3 separate regions of the Homo sapiens genome follow, and regions 2 and 3 are each linked to region 1. A link is a contact called in ENCODE Hi-C or POLR2A ChIA-PET data. All regions are on one chromosome and are shown on one strand. The core of a region is the stretch at or near the end of the contact, and the rest is flanking DNA. Distances in the headings are between cores, read along the strand shown.

Evidence for each region. Hi-C counts contacts between places; a loop is a spot of excess contacts on that map. ChIA-PET counts read pairs that join two places held with the same protein, here RNA polymerase II (POLR2A). Pooled maps may share reads with other maps.
Region 2: a map with no recorded cell type shows a loop between it and region 1 (2.9-fold over the local background). The contact joins two enhancer-like sites. A Hi-C loop is called at or near these places in 1 of 168 maps with a recorded cell type or tissue (gastrocnemius medialis), 1 of 37 single-sample maps with no recorded cell type and 1 of 50 pooled maps. POLR2A ChIA-PET finds 5 or more read pairs at or near these places in 5 of 52 experiments (CD4-positive, alpha-beta T cell, HEK293, OCI-LY7 and 2 more).
Region 3: a loop to region 1 is called in a map of naive thymus-derived CD4-positive, alpha-beta T cell, with 2.3 times the contacts of the local background. The contact joins two enhancer-like sites. A Hi-C loop is called at or near these places in 7 of 168 maps with a recorded cell type or tissue (Right ventricle myocardium inferior, endothelial cell of hepatic sinusoid, esophagus muscularis mucosa and 3 more), 1 of 37 single-sample maps with no recorded cell type and 9 of 50 pooled maps. POLR2A ChIA-PET finds 5 or more read pairs at or near these places in 3 of 52 experiments (HEK293, activated CD4-positive, alpha-beta memory T cell and activated naive CD4-positive, alpha-beta T cell).

The regions. Positions count from the first base shown.
Region 1 is chr12:93,846,523-93,851,168 of GRCh38, forward strand. CRADD (CARD and death domain containing adaptor protein) reads left to right here. Exons shown (of 3, transcript NM_003805.5): 3 at 3,448-4,234. The coding sequence ends at 3,749. Among named protein-coding and RNA genes, the nearest start is that of CRADD-AS1, 110 kb to the left of the region's middle. RefSeq lists a silencer at 1,472-1,521 and an enhancer at 2,438-2,537. Within about 2 kb of position 2,334, at least 11 of the 41 ENCODE cell types and tissues checked have a DNase peak (open chromatin) inside an H3K27ac peak, as active enhancers do.
Region 2 is chr12:93,799,927-93,804,572 of GRCh38, forward strand. The region is part of intron 2 of CRADD (CARD and death domain containing adaptor protein); the gene reads left to right. Among named protein-coding and RNA genes, the nearest start is that of CRADD-AS1, 64 kb to the left of the region's middle. Within about 2 kb of position 2,634, at least 9 of the 41 ENCODE cell types and tissues checked have a DNase peak (open chromatin) inside an H3K27ac peak, as active enhancers do.
Region 3 is chr12:93,891,921-93,896,566 of GRCh38, forward strand. It overlaps LOC105369911 (a long non-coding RNA gene), which reads right to left. Exons shown (of 3, transcript NR_135017.1): 3 at 3,045-3,445. It also overlaps a transcript of CRADD not described here. Among named protein-coding and RNA genes, the nearest start is that of CRADD-AS1, 160 kb to the left of the region's middle. Within about 2 kb of position 2,736, at least 21 of the 41 ENCODE cell types and tissues checked have a DNase peak (open chromatin) inside an H3K27ac peak, as active enhancers do.

The DNA of each region.
Region 1 (4,646 bases), core at 1,084-3,583:
AAAGATAGAGCCAAGAAAAGAAATAAAGAACAAAAACACAATACAACGTTAAAACCAGAACACACACACACACACACACACACACACACACACACACACACACGATGGACATAGCTGAAAATCAAAGAGTGAGATAATCCCAAGGAGGGGATTAAAGCAATAAGGACAATATAACAGCCATGGAGGAGAGGCACAGCCATCCAGCATATGGAGCAAGAAAAGAATGCAACCATGTGACCCAGGAAGATTTTCCCAAAAGGAAGAAACAACTGAATCTTTGGTTAGAAGGTTATGCCAGCCAGGCACAGTGGCTCACGCCTGTAGTCCCAGCACTCTGGGAGGCTGAGGCAGGCGGATCACAAGGTCAGGAGATCGAGACCATCCTGGCTAACACAGTGAAACCCCATCTCTACTAAAAATACAAAAAAAAATTAGCCAGGCATGGTAGTAGGCACCTGTAGTCCCAGCTGCTCCGGAGACTGAGGCAGAAGAATGGCATGAACCCAGGAGGCAGAGCTTGCAGTGAGCTGAGATCACGCCACTGCACTCCAGCCTGGATGACAGAGCGAGACTCCGTCTCAGAAAAAAAGAAGGTTATGCCACATATCTGAAAGTGCAGATGTAGAATGGATAACATATACCCTGGTCTAAAGTTTCAGTATTTAGACCTCAGACAGGAAAAGCAAGTTACACAAAATACTGGATGACTAAGTTGGTATCAGAATTCTCCACATCAGCAACCCCTACCATAAAGTACGAACAAGGTCTACAAACTTTTAAGGGAAATAACATTATTTAAATAATATAATTTAAAATTATGAATATAATTTTATATTATACTGTTAAGAATATAAAAAGATAAAAATAATATAAAATTGTTCTCTAAATATTAAGTTATTATTCCAGTGAAGGCAATAAGCAGGATGCCTTGACCTGAAAGAAGTCAAGAGACTATGGCAGTCATGAGCATTGCTTGAAAAAAAAAAAAAAAAAAAAAAACCTCCCTGTGATGAAATTGACCCAAATGACTCAAATCAGAAGAACAGACCCAGGAGTAGAAAAGCCACAGATGAAGAACAGTAACAACAGCAACAACAACAAAACACTGGTGAGCATTCAACCATTACAATGCCACCTTAGGACTAAACAATGGGGCAAGGGGGCATGGATGATTGTTAAAGAAATGTATAACTATTAGGCATCTGGCAAAATAAAAATTATGTAAGTGAAAAAAAATCAAGTGTGAGGAAGTGGAGAGGAAATGTAAAGTAATTATAGAGTATTTCTATAAAAACATGCAGTTAACCCTTGAGTTTTCGTAACTTTTTTCTGTGCATTAAATTGTGTGTGTGTATGTTTTCAAGTATGTTAACTTGTAACCGCTGGTCAGAATGTCATTTTGTTTCACTTCTGCTTTTTCTTCTGTTACATCCAAACAAAATTACATAGCTCTTACTGGAAAGAAAAGGTCATATGTTATCATTTTAAATGAACCCATTACCCTCTATCTAGCCTTCTACCAGTGTATGTGCATACAGAGATATCCAGAATGATGGTCACCAACTGTAAACACAATAGCGGGATATTGGATGATTTCTTTTCTTCTTTGCGCTGTTTTCTGTTGCTTTATTTTTTTTTTAATGAGCCTATGTTTTTATACAAGCCGTAAAATCATTGCTGTTAATCTCAACTATTGATCAGTAGTGTCATCAGTATTCTAATTGCGTCATAGTCATTGTTTTTTAAATTGTAGTGTTGACAAACACCAGAAAGAGCCCTTGACAATATTTTTGCAACTCATCTCTAAGGTGCTGGCCGCTGCCCAGAGGCCAAAGACATGGGCTGTGGAAAACATCAGCTCTTGTAATAAGGTGCCTTTGCCTTCTTATTGAATCATAAATCAAAACACAATAGTGGACTGATGAGCATGAAGTAGACTGACCTGAATCCCTGTGATGCTGATGGATGGGAGTATAGTGTACTGTGCTGTCAAACAAATGTCTGAACCTAGCAAATGACTTTGGATGTTTGGAGTCCGTCTCAATCTCTGCACTTGGCTGCTGTGAGTGCCTTTCACTTCCTCCATTGCGATTCTCCTGCCTCTGGGCCTTTGCACATGCAATTCTCTCTTCTCGAGATGCGCCACGCCCTGTTCCTCCTTCATCACCCAGCTCCTCCTCCTAGTGTTCAGGGCTTAGCTTTAGCCTCCTTCCCCTGGAAGGCCTTCCCTAATGAAGTTAGGAGCTCCTCTGTATAACCAAAGGCACTGCTCACTGGTTTTGCTGGGCACATTTATAACCATTCACTCAATGTCATGCTTCTTAGCAGACTGGCCTCAGGCAAATAAGAATCTAGTTCAGGAAGTGTAAGGTCAGATTTCCTCGTTGCCCCGTCTCATACTTCCTGTTCCTCTTCTGGGCTCTGCCAGAACGGTAACTCCACTCTTGTGGCCTCTGCTATGAACAAACCCCGCTCTCTTCCCTTCCTGCTACCCTATGGCCTCTTAGGTTTATTTTGTTCTCAGCAGCCCTCTTGGCTCTGGCTTCTGTTAGCAGCTACACGTTTTCTCGGTAATATTTCAAGTTCAACCTCATCGGCGAGGGTAGCTGTTTGGTTTAGCCTTTGTCCTCTAGCACGTGCCTTTCCTGCAGGGAGGGGCATTCCCAGCCTTGGAACAGGCCCCATCACTAAGGCCACAGACAGTGCCAGAGGGAGCTGGGGTCTGTGCAGCCATTCTTGAATTCCCCCAGAATGCCTTGCCTGGCCTTGAGTAAAAGGGATAGAAGTGAAAAAAGCCTGTTACAAAGCAGCATGTACGAGGTAACCCTTCATGTGTGTTTTATATATCAAAGAAAATAGACTAGTTATTATCAATGAGTTTTTCTGGTGGGATTTCTAGTTATTTTTATTTTGTTGCTTTCAAAGTTTCTGTAACAGGCAGGGTGCTGTGGCTCACGCCTGTAATCCTAGCACTTTGGGAGGCCAAGGCAGGTGGATCACCTGAGGTCAGGAGTTCAAGACCAGCCTGGCCAACATGGTGAAACCCTGTCTCTGCTAAAAATACAAAAATTAGCTGGGCATGGTGGCAGTTGCCTGTAATCCCAGCTACTTGGGAGGCTGAAACAGGAGAATCACTTCAACCCAGGAGGTGGAGTTTGTAGTGAGCCAACATCATGCCATTGCTCTCCAGCCTGGGTGACAGAGTGAAACACCGTCTCAAAAAAAAAAAAAAAAAAAGTTTCTGTAAAAACATTTTCACAGATACTTAACAGCATTGAAGCCCTGAATCATGGCGTTGTACAGAGCAGCCCCCAGGAAGAAGACAAGAGCCAATTGGCTCTGCCATTTGGAAGCATTGCCTTCTTCTCCCCACGATTCTCATTTCTGCCCCCAAATGATGTGTTTGTTGCCTTGCTCATTTCACCGGGGTGTCTTTTTCCTCCTCAGGTGACAGATTGACTGGGATCCCCTCGCACATCCTCAACAGCTCCCCATCAGACCGGCAGATTAACCAGCTGGCCCAGAGGCTGGGCCCTGAGTGGGAGCCCATGGTGCTGTCTCTGGGACTGTCCCAGACGGATATCTACCGCTGTAAGGCCAACCACCCCCACAACGTGCAGTCGCAGGTGGTGGAGGCCTTCATCCGTTGGCGGCAGCGCTTCGGGAAGCAGGCCACCTTCCAGAGCCTGCACAACGGGCTGCGGGCTGTGGAGGTGGACCCCTCGCTGCTCCTGCACATGTTGGAGTGATGGTGCCTCCAGCAACCGCTGGGGAGTGTGTCCCTGAGTCATGTGGGCTGAATCCTGACTTTCACTCAGAGCAGGTGGTTTTTTGTGTAGGTTTGTTTTTTATTTTTGATGATCTTCAGATGGAAGGAGAAAACAGGGTTTCCACTAGACATTACTTGAAAGGCCAGATTACTCAGCAGATCTCCCATGTTGGCTCAACAATTCTTTGTTTTTAATTGCTTGAAGATTGCATTGTTGTAATTGTTCAGTTTTTAAATGTGTAATGGCATTTTAATAGACTAGTAAATCACAGTGGTTCAAAATATATATCCATATATATATATATCCATATATATATCTCATGTCATCACATTACAGGCAGGTGTCTCATATGTAAAACATTTACCTGAATGTTGTCTGAGGACTGAACTGTGGACTTTACTATTCATAATGATAAAATAATAAAATGCGAATTACTATATATAATGTGCCTCACTCATGAGAAAGTACCGTGTTGGGTTTTTTTTTTTCTTTCTCATTCCTGTGTTGCATAGATTAAGGGTGTAAAATTACAATAGTCTTTTTTTTCTTTTTGGAACAGAATTAATAGTAACAGTGAAATGGTTACTTTCCCAAGTCAGGATAAATAGCTCAGGCAGGATGTCTGTATTAAATATTGTAAGACACTAAAGCTCCCTGCAAAGACCAGTTCAAGGACCAGCATGCATACCCGAGCCCTTCATCTTTAAAAGATCGCTCGAGAAAATCCTGTGCTGTTTATTGAAAGCATTAAGTCAGGGGACGAGAGGGGGTGTGGTCTTTCCATTGAAGCCAGAATGACTGAAGTGTTGTGCTCCTAAGGAGTATGATTTAGTCTTCTGTCCTTTTATCAATAGCACATGGTGTTTATAGAATGCT
Region 2 (4,646 bases), core at 1,384-3,883, 46 kb before region 1:
GAAAATGTGGTAAGTGTACCATGATGACTTACTTTTTCATTAACTTAACATTTGGGATACACTGTATTAGGGTTCTCCAGAGGAACAGACTTGATAGTAGATAGATGATATGATATTAATAGATAGATTGACACAGAGAGAGTAACAGATAGGTAGATAAATATAGATATGAAATTTATTGTAGGTATTGGCTCACATAATTTTCGAGGCTGAGAAGTTGTGTACAAGATGCAGAATCAGGAAAGCTGGTGGTGTAATTCAGTATGTGTGTGTGTCGGGGTAGGGACTGGGGGTGTATAGGGTGGATATAGTATACGTCCCAGTCAGTGTTGGAATGTCCAAGAAGAGTGCTGTTGCCCAAATGCAGGAGAGGATGGATGTTCCAGCTCAAGAAGAGAGAAAATTCACCCTTCCTTGCTTTTTTGTTCTATTTGGGCCCTCTACAGACTGGATGGTACCCACCTACATTGGCAAGTGATATGGTTTGATTCTGTGTCTCCATCCAAATCTCATCTCGAATTGTAATCCCCATGTGTTAGGGAGGGACCTGGTGGGAGATGACTGGATCATGGGGACGGTTCCCCCATGTTGTTCTTGTGATAATGAGTGAGTTCTCACAAGATCTGATGGTTTAAAAGTATGGCACTTACTCCTGCTCTCTCTCTCTCTCTCTCTGGCCACTATGGAAGATCTGCCCCTTGCTTCCCCTTTGCCTTCTGCCATGATTGTAAGTTTCCTGACATGCATACTGTGAGTCAATTAAACCTCTTTTCTTCATAACTTACCCAGTCTCAGGTAGTATCTTTATAGCTGTGTGAGAATGGACTAATACAGTGAGGGTGATCTTTACTCAATCTGTTGATTCAAATGCTACTCTCTTATGAAAATACCCTTACAGACACATCCGAAAATAATGTTTCGCCAGCTATCTGGGCACCCCTTAAGCCCAGTCAAGTTGACACACAAAATTAACCATCACATACACTATTAAAGTGGCTGAATCATTTATTCTGGATTAGGGTGATTTTATCATTGTGGTGGTAGTTAATACACTTTTCTGTTTGCTATATTTCCTGTAAGCTAGTCGTTGAATCTAGAGGCTTGATTAGATTCAGGTTAAATATTTCAGGCAAGAATATCTTTTATTGGTGGTGCTGTAGACTTTCAACCATACCACATCAGGAGGTACATAAAGCCTGTCAGTCCCATGTGTAATGATCATAGATTGATTGGAGGTTTTGACATTTTCACCTTGATCTTTCCATTATAAAGTTCCTTATCAACCTTTCACAATGGTTTAATGTTTATTGATAACTGCCAAATTCCAGTACTTCATGAGGTGGAAGCAAAATGGTAGTTTCCTAATTCCTACATTCTTCTGCATTTATTAGCTGGTATTGATCTCTGAAGAACTTTCCCTCCTTAACTATTTGATTGGCCTTAGATGTAGTTCTTAGGCCCTATTTTATTTTATTTTTATCTATTTTTTTGAGACGCAGTCTCACTGTGTTGCCCAGGCTGGAGTGCAGTGGTATGATCTCAGCTCACTGCAACCTCCACCTCCTGGGTTCAAGTGATTCTCCAGCGTCAGCCTCCTGAGTAGCTGGGATTACAAGCACCCGCCACTATGCCTGGCTAATTTTTGTATTTTTAGTAGAAATGGAGTTTCACTATGTTGGCCAGGCTGGTCTTGAACTCCTGACCTCAGGTGATCCGCCTGCCTCAGCCTCCCAAAGTGCTGGGATTCCAGGCATGAGCCACAGTGCCTGGCCTTTAAAAAATGTTTATTTAAATAGTTTTGGGGGTACAGGTGGTTTTTGGTTACATGGATAAGTTCTTTAGTGGTGATTTCTGAGATTTTAGTGCACCCGTCACTTGAGCAGGGTACACTGTATCCAGTATGTTGTCTTTTATACCTCACCCCCTCCCATCCGGCCACAACAAGTCCCCAAAGTCCATTACATCATTCTTCTGAATCCTCATAGCTTAGCTCCCACTTATAAGTGAGAACATACAATATTTGTTTTCCATTCTTGAGTTACTTCACTTAGAATAATGGCCTCCAGCTCCATCCAAGTTGCCACAAAAGACATTATTTCATTCCTTTTTATGGCTGAGTGGTATTCCATGGCATATATACACCGTGTTTTCTTTATCCATTCGTTGGTTGATGGCCACTTAGGCTGGTTCCCTATCTTTGCACTTGTGAATTGTGCTGCTGTAAACATGCATGTGCATGTGTCTTTTTCATATGACTTCTTTTCCTCTGGGTAGGAACCCAGTAGTGGGATTGCTGGATTGAATGGTACTTCTACTTTTAGTTCTTTAAGGAATCTCTATACGTTTTCCATAGTGGTTTTACTAATTTACATTCCCACCAGCAGGGTAAAAGTGTTTCCTTTTAACCACATCCATGCCCACATCTATTGTTTTTTGACGTTATAATTATGTCTTAGGCTGTATTTTAAATCAGGGCTCTCTGAGCTTGATCTCATGTCAGCCATCATCATATCAGTGTGAAAACAGACTAGAACCAGGTATCAGTGATGCAGCAGCCAGGAGAATTTCTGGGCCAGGGGCCAGGCCACAAGCTGCATATCCCAATGGCCAACTGGTCATGGCTACTTCCTTTTTCTCATCTAGTGCAAGCTCAAGAGGTGTGGGATGGGACAATATTCCACTGTTCTGCAGGTAAATGTATCTTTGTGGGGCCTCTGAATGTCCTCTTCGGTCTGCTAGTCTCCTGACAAGGGGGGAAAACACTATCCAGACCTTTTCTCTGGGAGGCCATTTGTTTTCCTGTAATCTGTAGAAGAAACCAAGGTACTTTTGTGGGTGCAGCATCTCAGTTACTGGGGGAGCTTCTCAGTGTGAGCTCTGAATGCTTCAGGATGTCTTCCAATAGCCAGCCTTTCCTCTGTGTAAAAGGTTTCTCTGGAGTAATGGAGATAGCATGTGTGCAAGTAGGCAGGAGCTCCCCTTAGTGTCAGCTTGAGAGCAAGGAAGGGAGAGGAGAGCTATGCCTCTGAAACAATACCATTTTGCCCCCAATGCCAGTTTTATTTCAGAGATAAAATGCCATGCTTCAGAGCCATCAATGATAATTGTTTGAGATTGATGACCTTTGGAAGCTGACAGAATACTAACTTCTGGGAGAAGACTAGAGTAGATCAGGATGATTTCTTGGTATACTCTCAGCTGTTTCCCACCATGTGTTTCCTCTTCTTTCTGATATACAGCCAAAATACATTTCCCAGTCTGCCTTGCAGTTAAGGGAAACTGAGGTCTCGTCAATGGAATATGAATAGAGAAATGTGTACCACTTCCAGGCCTGGCCCATGAAAACCTCCCATATGCTCTCTCTCTTTCATCTTCCTTTTCCCTTCAGGCTGGCTGGAGGGGAGGCAGCTCCTGGGAGAGATTTGGAAGTTGGCAGAGCTGCTATTAAGCTGGGTTCCTGAATGATGGCAAGAAAGAGGCCCACTCCTCTATCGTATTCACCTGCCAAGTATTGTTTGTGAGCAAGAAAAAAAATATCTACTGTAGTTGAGGCCATCTTAAATACAGTTTCTCTTTTAAAGCCATTCCACGTCCACCATTTGGCATTAAGCGTCTTTAAAAAAAACTGTGAGTGCCCTGCCTTGCCAGTAAGCTGTTAGCAAGTCTTAACTCGGGAGATCTGTCTCTCCTGGCATTCTGAGAAGCAGAAGTCTCAAATTACTTCCAGCTGAAATGGAAAAGAAACAAAACAAAACAGAAACTCATCTGTGGTAGGCAGACTAATGTCCCTCCCACCGAGATGTTCATGCCTGAGTCCTTAGAACCTGCAAATATGTTACCTCCATGGCAAAGGGGACTTTGCAGGTGTGATTAAGGGTACTGATCTTGAGATTGGGAGATTATTCTGGATTATCTAGATGGGCCCAACCTAATCACAAGAAAACATTGGAAAAGGGAGGAAAAGAGTGGATCAGACCGATGCGATGTGATGATTTGACCCACTGTTGCTGTCTTTGAAGATGGTGGCAAGGCCTTGGAGCTAAGGAATACAGTCTCTAGAAGCTGGAATAAACAAGGCAATGCAATCCCCTTAGAGCCTCCAAAAGGGAGCACAGGTCTCAGAACTGTTAAGATAATAAATTTGTACTGTTTGAAGTCATTAACATTTGTGGCCATTTGTCATGGCAGTAGTAGAAAACTAATACACCATCCCATACAAAACACTTAAATGAAAAAAAAAATACATACATCTGTAGAGTAGGCACATCTGTAGGTTCTTAATGCCTGTCATCCTTATCTGGAAACTTGGGTGTTTAATGCATTTTGGCAAGAGTGATGCCAGTGAGGATGTTCCTTGGTAGCTTAAATATATCCAGGCTATTGCAATGATGCCTGACATTGAAGGGAAAATGCACACATTTAGTCAGTCACATGTATGATTTCAAATATCTGGATTTTGGAATTGTATAACCAGGTATATACCAGCTACATCTGAGGGGAAATTTTCCGTTTTCATCCAGATGCTCTGGTAAGTGCTGACATACCCAGACTATGAGAGATTTGGATCAAACTAAAGAAGTCCCCAAGTCTCAGGAGAACAATGAAATGTAGTGCGGGGTGTCTGCCGGAGTCATGGTGTACTCATC
Region 3 (4,646 bases), core at 1,486-3,985, 46 kb after region 1:
ACCAGTATTATGGTTATACTTTCTGTTATCCATTTCAAGGATGTCATAGATTATGGTTTATCAAATGCTCCCATGAACAAGATCTCATTTGGTCCCAACAAACCCTGTGAGATAGACAGGTGAGTATTAAGCCCACTTTGCAAAGGAGAACAGAGCTCAGAGAGGTGGGAGATATACGTTGTGCACAAAGACCCCTGCTCTTCTGTCTCCAAATCCAGGGCTTCTTTGCTCACGCTGCTTTACCGAGCTCCTTCAAGGAGGCCCTGCAAAGCCAAAGTCAAGTGTGTGCTGATCGGCAGGTACACCCAATGTCTGTGAAACTGGATCTTGATTTTAAATTTCAATATTTTGATATTTTGTTCATCCTGGATTTTTGACACCAATTTTCACTTAAAAATATTGCATTAAAATATTATTTGATTATTGCGTTTATTTGGTGCCCCTAAATTTTGCACCACAGGCAGTGCCCCCACTGATCTCACCCCGATCCCAGCCCTGCGCCTGTCTGTACCAGTGTAAGGATTACGTTGTGATTGCAACTGTGACGTAAGCATGTGAGAGCGTTTTACCACAGTGCCGAGTCTGCCTGCCTTTTCTGACCCTTCTTTGTTCCTTTGTTTGGTTCGGAGTGTCACTCCCCTAATCTCCCTTCAAGGAACCCTGTCTGACTGGAATGATCTAGTAGGAGTGGGTGGGCACGTTGGGTGCCAGGACAGTGATGCCTGGCCTTGGAAGGGGGGCCCTTGCTGTTAGCTGGTGGGCGCTCTCAGTGCTTTGGGCAAGTGAACATAATGAAGCCTTGTTTCTGGAAGGGATCATTCGGGAATAAACTTTCATGGATACCTTCTTGCTCACCCCATCTGCTCTCCCGTGCTCCCCCTCCAGCCCTGTTGGCCACTAGGGAAATAGAAGGAACAGCTTGATCAAGGTTTTTCCTAGAAAAGCCTTTCCATGGGCCCATTATGGAAAACGAAGCTGTTTTTGTTTTCCTTGATTAATCACAGTGTCTTGTTTCCCAAAGCAAATGTGGCCTTGGCTCTTCCGAAAGAACACAGGCTGTGCTGTAAAGAAGGGCTGCAGCCGCCTGGTGCTTGACAAGGTCCCCAAGACGGGAAGGGACACATGTAGCCCTGTCCTCCAGGACTCGGCTCTTCCTTTTTTACCTTCCAGGGAGCTCAGGTTACCAGTTTCCTTTGTGTTTTTCTGCCAGTGTGAACAGGAGAAATATTAGCCTTTAGAGATTTCTTTACAGTTCCTTGAAAGCTGGAGGGGTGAAATCAGCCAGAGAATTATATAACAGCAAAGCTCATTTAAAGCAACAGTGTCTTTCTATAGGGCTGTGGTGGTTCCTTACCAGTTTTTGTTACTAACTATAAAGAAAAGGATGCTAATTTTGTGAATAAAATAGAGGGGCATTCCCTTCCCTCATTACTTTCTGTTTGTTCATTGGACGGACACAATTCCTAGGGTGTTGATTTAAAAAAAAAAAATTGAAGCCTCTTTCAAGGAAGACTAGGGGAAATCATGTACATTAACCTCAGGCAGACACGGCATACTTATTCTTGTTAGAAGTCAGAAGAAAAAAAATAAAGAGAAAAGCTTTCTAAAGCATTTGTTTGTTTTAATTTAAGAGTCACGGGGAATTTTATAAATACTCGGCTAAATTCTTCAAAGGGAGCCATGTTCTTTAAATTTAAGCACTAGGCTGGGCGCAGTGGCTCATGCCTGTAATCCCAACACTTTGGGAGGCTGAGATGGGCCGATCACCTGAGGTCAGGAGTTCAGGACCAGCCTGGCCAACATGATGAAATCCTGTCTCTACTAACAATACAAAAATTAGCCAGGCGCGGTAGCATGTGCCTGTAATCCGAGCTACTCTGGAGGCTGAGGCAGGAGAATCACCTGAACCTGGGAGGCAGAGGTAGCAGTGAACCACACCACTGCACTCCAGCCTGGGCGACAGAGCAAGACTCCATCTCAAAAAAGAAAAAAAAAAAAATAAGCACTAGATCATCTATTCCTACGTTGTTTGACCTAGAGCTTAAATACATCTCAAAGTGCACCACACACATTAGCTCAGCTGATCGCCATACTCCCTTGATTTGACCTTCTCTTTCTTCTCATTTTAGAGATGAGGAAACTGAGGCCAAAGGATTCTGTTACTTGCCTGGCTTCACAGCTCACCTGGAGATTCTGAACTGGCATCTTCCTCTCTCTGCCATCACCCCAGACCCTACCCTCTTTCCTCTACACCAGTGGTTCTCAATCAAGGGCGATTTTGCCTTCCAGGGGACATTTGACAATGTCTGGAGGCGTTTTTGGTTGTCACAATTCTGTGTATGTGTGTGGGTGGGCGGGGGGCAGGGGATTATGTTGGCATCTAGTGAGTAGATAACAGAGATGCTGCTAAACCTACAATGCTCAGATGGCCCCTAACAAAGAAGTATGTTGTCCAAAATGTCAATGGTGCAGAGGGTGAGAAGCCCTGGTCTATACAGAGCTCAGCAGTCCAGAGCAATTGCAACCTCTGGGAGTTGCCAAGAGCTCCTCTGCCCAGCAACAGGCTTGGCCTCTCTCCTGTGGCTGCCACAAGAGTTAAAGCCACTGTCTGGAATGCCCTTTGGCAGTGGCCAAGTGTCCCCTGCAGAACTGACTGCGGGACATGCGGTGCATCAGCCGGAGCTGATGTGTTTTGTAATTTATAGTCACAGGGCGCCTGTCTTCATTTAGCAGTAGGCCTGCTGGCAGCTTCCCTGCCAGGGAGGAAGCAAGTTCCACAGAGGCCCACAGCCCCCGCCAGCTGCCGGCCCGTGGTATTTGGGGACGGCTGTTGCTCAGAGACACCTGGGAATAGGCCGGGGCCGAGATGGCGCTGAGCACTCGGTCTCCCCTTCAGACCCATCCATCAGCAGCGGTCCCTGCCAGAAGATGGCCTATTGAACATTTCCAGAAATAGCACAGCCAAGCCCGTCAACTGCTTTCTTGGAAATACATTCAATAAGGATGGCGGTCCTCCAGCAGGGAGAGCAGAAAGCCTGGCCTGGATCAGTCTGCTGAGAAACAGCAATGCCTGGCTACAGGCCATGTCGGTGCCTTGGGAAAGGGGAGCGGTTCTCATGGGACTTCCCAAGCCCTGCAGCCTCTGAAGTCACTTCAAAATGTTCTCAGTATGGAGGGAGAGAGTCACACCTTGCAGAAGGCCTTAGGCCCTGCCGACTTCTTCTAACTCAGTGACCTGCACATCTTGCTGTGTTCGTTCAGACACCCCGCAGACAGGAAGGCGATTCAGGCTTGGAGGCAAGGTATTAACTGTCAGCAGAGAGAGACCTCTGCATCATCTGGGGAACGTTTATTGCAGTCCCTCCTCTTGTGAGCTTCACTCCCAAGTAGAACCAAAGGAGCATCAGCAGGGGGAGTATTTTCTTCCCCAATCCTTCGGTCATTCCTGAGGTACAGGAAATACAAGGCAAAGATGTCATATTGAAAGAAAAGCTTATAATTTCTACTCCTCCCCTCCCCACTTCCCACAGAATTAACTTTCCCTTAACTTCCCTAACAGGGGCCTGACATTGCGGTTTGAATTCAGCCACCCTGGGAATCTGCACCCTGAGCTTTCTCCAATTTCTGGGATGGCACAGTGATGGCAGGGCTTAAGAGTGCCTCAAGAAGGCCAGCTGCCTTTAAAAACAAGCTCCTGGAAGATGTAGGTGTCACATAAAAGCAAGAGACCAAAAACTCTCTGCAATTTGGGGTGTTCAGGAAATGTTGATTGATCACATTTTTTAAATTATAAGAGACTGCTGGACATGGTGGCTCACTCCTGTAATCCCAGCACTTCAGGAGGCCCAAGTGAGAGGATTGCTTGAGCCCAAAAGTTCAAGACCAGCCTGGGCAACATGGCAAAACCTCACCTCTACAAAAAATCTAAAAATTAGCCAGGTGTGGTGGTGCACACCTATAATCCCAGCTACTTGGGAGGCTGTGTGGGAGGATTCCTTGAGCCCAGGAGACTGAGGCTGCAGTGAGCCATGATAGTGCCACTGCACTCCAGCCTGGGTTTACAGCAAGACCCTGTCTCAAAAAAAAAGTGTAAGACAGTTACCAGGTTCATCATAAAAAATTCGTGGGACCTGGTTTTATTTGCAAGAGCCACTGACTCTCAGGACAAACAAGATTTGAAGCCCACACTGAGCTATAGGTGGAGGCAGGGCTGTGAGAATACAATACAGGATGCCCAGTTAAATTTAAATTTCAGGTAAGCAATAATATTTTTTGTATAATTGTATTCCAAATATTATTATTATTTATCTGAAATTCAGATTTAATGGGCATCAGGTGTTTTGTTCAATCTGTTCACTCCATTTGGGGTATAAATTGATCTAGTTTTTAAACTGATAACAGGGAACACTGACACATATTCAATACATATGAAAGACGATACCAGTTAAGAGAAGAAGAAGGAGATTAGCAATGAAGAGGGAAAGCGAGAGAAATACCAGGAAGAAAAGGAGATGGGCATAGCGAAGGAGAAAAAGTTCCAAATGAAAGAGAAACAGGAAGTGCTGAGGAGAGAGAAGAAAACAGGAATGTTTCTGAAGGACCAAAAATGTTTGATAAATTATGACTGTTACACAGAGAGCCATCTC